Linked DNA regions of Homo sapiens: region 1 is linked to region 2. Evidence: read pairs that join two places in POLR2A ChIA-PET (ENCODE). Cell type or tissue: MCF 10A. All regions are shown on one strand.

What was found. ChIA-PET counts read pairs that join two places held together with the same protein. Peaks named below come from ENCODE experiments on the same cell type or tissue, not always from the same donor. Only the 100,000 strongest peaks of a DNase experiment are listed, where the experiment ranks them.
Region 1: POLR2A ChIA-PET joins it to region 2 with 9 read pairs; 2 of 35 experiments call an interaction of 5 or more read pairs at or near these places.

What each region holds. Positions count from the first base shown.
Region 1 is chr17:70,351,481-70,353,980 of GRCh38, forward strand. No RefSeq gene overlaps it. Among named protein-coding and RNA genes, the nearest start is that of KCNJ2, 180 kb to the left of the region's middle. In MCF 10A, no CTCF peak of the experiment used is centred here; no DNase peak of the experiment used is centred here.
Region 2 is chr17:70,404,411-70,406,910 of GRCh38, forward strand. No RefSeq gene overlaps it. Among named protein-coding and RNA genes, the nearest start is that of KCNJ2, 240 kb to the left of the region's middle. In MCF 10A, no CTCF peak of the experiment used is centred here; a DNase peak (open chromatin) is centred at 1,471.

The sequences.
Region 1 (2,500 bases), 53 kb before region 2:
TATTGCTCCATTCACTAACCAAGTACAACTATAACGTAAAATGATTTTGGTGTTTGCTTGGCTTCTGACAGCTGTATCTCTACACCTGTTCCCTTCTTCCTCAAAATATCCTCAAAAGCCATCAGATTATTCCACCTACAATGCTTTTTATGGTGATTATTTAATAAGCTTTCTACTATTCTCTTTTTCTCGTTGAAAAATTTTAGCATCTGGCCAACTGTCTTTCTTTTTTCTATTATGCTTGCCAACATTCTTGGTGCCTTCACCATCTATATGGATGACCCAATGATACCAGAATGGGGCTTTGAGGGCTGGGTAGAAAATGGTGGGGTCCCTGGTAAGGGCTCCACCTTCGGTCCTCTGCCCACAGACGTAAGTGAGAACAGGCACTCCTGTTTTCATGCTGAAATGTTGCACTTTCCAAGACCACTCTGGTCTACCATGCCCCCCCATCCTGTGCCCATAAAAACCTGAGACCCTAGTGGGCACAGACACAAGTGGTGGGACATTGAAAGGAGCAGAACAACACACTGACAGACACCAGCAGACACCAGCAGGCCATCAACAGTGGGATGATGCAGAATTCAGTTGGGGTTGGTTGGAGGAGAATCTGGCCACTGAGCAGCCCGACTCCAGGGGAAGACGACCTTCCCACTCCATCCCCCTTCTGGCTCCCCATCCGCCTCACTGAGAGCTACCTCCACCACTCAGTAAAACCTTGTACCCATCCTCCAAGCCTATGTGTGATCTGATTTTTCCTATACACTAGGGAAAGATCCCCAGGATACAGAAAGCCATCTGTCCTTGCTATAAGGCAGAGGGTCTAACGGAGCTGACTCACACAAGCTGCTTGAAGATGGCAAAACTGAAAGAGTACACTGTTAACACACACCCACTGGGACCTCAGGAGCTGTAAGCACTCAACCCTAGATGCTGCTGTGGGGTTGGAGCCCAAAAACACTCCCCACGACTGCCTGTCTGCATGCTCCCCCTAAGGGCTTCAGCAGCAGGGCACCTAAGAAGCGAATCACACCCCTGTTGCATGCTCTGCGAGGAGTATGAGGCAACTCCATCCATTTTACCAAGACCCTATCACTACTTCTCTATCACTCCACCCACCTTACTCTCCTCCTCACACAGCTTAGAAACCAGACTTTAAAACTTCCTTGACCCTCTTTTCAAGAAAACCTTCCTAGATTTTCCTAGCAAATGCTAACCTGGCAAAGCCCAACTCTACCTCTTCTGGGCCTGAACTCAAAAGGCCTTACACACTGGAAACAAAACAAAACAACGCACAATGCTGCCAGTTTTCATGTTACATATATGATTTTTTTAAAAAACTGCAATGTGCTTACAGCACAATTATAATGCAATTCTCCAGCATAGCAACCAATAACTGGGTAGGAGTTCCAGAGGAGCTAGAAGTCTCAGATAAGTGGTTGCAAGGGTGAATACTGGAGTCTAACACATCTGCGTCTAAACTTGTCTCCGACTTTCACCAATTGAGTGGCCCGGGGCAAGATACCTAAACTTCTTACAGCTTTGTTGCCTAATCAAGAAAATGGGGAAATGATAGTTTATGCTTAATAAGCTTTTTTGTGAACATGATATGGTATCAAGTATTCAGCATATTTGCCCAGCTACTAGTAAGCACTTGGTAAATACTGGCTAGTATTATTATCATATGCTATTGAACTTTAAAACCATACCTTAATTTTTACCAAAGTAGAAATGATTTTTGAATATAAGGTAAAAGTTAAGCTCCTCCTATATGTTTTGTTTAACAAGAGCAATTCCTATAAATGATGTGTGAGTGTGTTGTCACAACATGAATCAAATTGGCTAAATTATTCAGTTATTTGGATGTTCTGTAAACCTAAACTTTACAACTTGATATTTCAGGAGAATCAGCCTATCAGAACATATATGAATGCATCTCTTGGAATAATTAATTGTTTTTCAAGAGCAGCCATTCCTTTTTCCCCACCTTCTAGCAAAGAGATCAAATGAGAACAATTTGGAGGAAGCAGTAACACACTAATAAGTCTTCACTTTATGAGTTAATAATTTCTGGTTTCCTTAACAACCATTAGGAGCACATTCATGAACTGCAGTCAAATCATTAAGAAGAGAGCTAACAACAGGTGTGAGGCTTGTTTCTAGAATTCAGTTCATCATAGATGCAGTCAGCTTATTTTTAAGTCAATTAATTAATGACATAGGAAAAGGGGACGAGAAGAGGCTTAGTGGCAGCTAAGAGTAGACAGAGGACTGGTAGGAATATTTTTTAAAAATATATCAGAAAAATAATTTTCTAAAACCACTAAAGTGCAAACCACAGTTAAAATGACAAAGGGTCGCCTTTGGGAAATTCCCATTAGTAAAGCAAAGAGAAATGTGAAGAGGTAATGATTACTGATAATGGCCATGACCTTACTAATGTCTGTTTTCCCATCTGTCTCCAATGCCAGGAAACCATATAAACATCTAATTATATTAA
Region 2 (2,500 bases):
CCTTCTCCTTGCTCTTTGTCTCTCTGTACCCTCTGCCCCAATAATTTCAGAGACAAGTACTCCTGAAGAATTCCTGAGAGCTACATTTTAGTTCATATTCTCTCACCTTATATAACATTTTGATTTTCTTTCCCTGTTTACAGTCACACCTTCAAACTGTACTAACACATCTTCATTCTGTTAGGTTAACTCGTGCTTTTGTGAGTCACAGGCTCTTAAGGTGAAATAAATGAAAGAAATCACAAAGGAATTATTACAAGTTTTATAGATACATTTTCCCTTTAAAAATTATATTTACTACCCGACTTAAAACATAGAATATTACCAAGCGTGTTGAAGCCCCCAAGTATTCTTCTCCAAAAGGTAACTACTACCCTAAATTTTGTATTCATGAGCCCCTCACTTTCCTTAATACCTTGAAAATAAATGAATGTGTTCCTAAAACAGATATTTTGCACATTTTGAACACTGCATAAATGACAACATTTAAAATGTTTTCTCCTGAAGTGTTTTTTCCCCCCAATCAACCTTATGTTTGTAAGATGCATTGATGTAGGTTTATATAGGTGGAGACCATTCGTTTTTTCACCACTGAACTACAAGGCATGGTTATGAATTATGAATATAACACAGTTGATTAGTCCCGTTGTTCACATGACATGTGGCTTAGTTCCAGGTTGTTTTGCTTTTGTTATTACAAATGTTTTTCTTAAATCCGTGAGTTCCACAATCTATTTTCTCTCTGCCTGCTGTTTTATATTCTCTTCCCTTCACTATTTCAGTAGCTCTCTTCCTTGGCTGCCTGTTGGAATACCTGGGGAAATTTTAGAACCCCTGATGCCCGTATTGCATGCTAGACCAAATATATAAGACTCTCTGAAGCTGGGACTCAGGTATTAATATTATATAAGGTTCTGTAGGTGCTGCCAAAATGCAGATAAGGTTTCATAACATTGCTTGAATTCCACCTTATTTGAAAGAAAAATTGCTTCCCTGGTTCCAGTTGCATTTAATATATTTTTCTAGAAAACTAACCTGAGAAATAAGAAGCTAAAATGCCCCTTCACACACTCAGGAATTTATTTTCATTAGTTGGTTTTATTTTGAGCTCGCTGGTTTGCATGTCCATCTGTCTGCTTATGTCACATGTGCCCAGTGGTTACATTATTGCCTAATAGACCTCTAAGCTGTGGCTTCTTCAGGAAGCATTATTTATTTATTCATTGAACTTTTTGGGTAACTTTGTAAAACAGAGTTCTGTTTACCCAGGGCCCAGAGGTAAAGACACAAAAGTAGACCCAGTCCTTTAAAAAGTTGAATCAGAGGGAAAGAATCACAGAATTTTACTCTAAAGTAAATATTAAACCTAGAATCATATGATCTGCCCTAGGAATTTGCAAACCACAGATACACCATCCCTTTTGCAGAAATATGTTCTTTTGGCCACTAGCCATTTCTTAAAGCTGAACCCTTGGTAAAGGATGAGTCAACAGGGTGCATCATGACTCAGGCTCCAAGTGAAACAGAGAATGAGTTGGTTTAATGGCTTTTAAAGTGGCTTTCTACCCTGTTATGCAAAGTGTAGCCCCAATATCCAAGAAAACAATAATTTAACATGATCCATTGGTTGGAACTGAACTCTTCATTACCCCAGTAGGACAGCATTAGATAAGGAGCTATTATGAGTCATTCCTTGTAGAGCTTAATAACAGCAACACAGAGGCAATTTGGATCAGTAAGCAACCAATACTCTCAAAGAACAGTGCACAGCAAAATAAAGCTGCTAGTGACATTCTCTGTCCTTTGAAGTGGGGGTGTCGTTAATGTTATTCGTCAACTATGTCAAGTATTTTCCCCAAAGGGTGTCCAGGAATCATTGGTATTAAGAATTACTCTCATCGCTTTTATCTATCCCAAACTCTTTTTTCTTGACCATCAAGATAATTTTTTAAAAATCAAGTTTTGTACCTTAATTTCCAAAAAATAAAAATTTGGAGGAAATGAACTTGCTGACAAATATAATCAAGGCCTATGTGACATCTACACAGCTCTCTTGCGATTATGTAAACTTTACAGAATTTTTTGTACATAACAGTCTAATACCTAACTGAGGAGTTTATTCAGGCAACAGATTTTATGCAGTTACATTATATAAGTGTTTGAATAAAACAGTAATCTGACTTCTCTTCTTGGACAAGTGACAATATTTTTGTCCTTCAAATTCTCTCAGATATGGAGGTTTGCTGACACTAGATAAAGAATCCTTATTAAAGTTTTCTAATTTCTGCAACCAGAATGACATGTTGCATTTGCCCATTTTTCTCTGAAGTGCTATTTGCATCACCAGAAACTTAAATAAGCCTAGATTAAAGGCATACTTTATGGGCATACATAAGCCTTTTCTTGAATGCATAAATTTTGGACCATTTCTTAACCTATATTTGGGTAGATGAATTTTGAACCATTTCCAAAATATTAAGTCCTTGATTGTATACTGGCA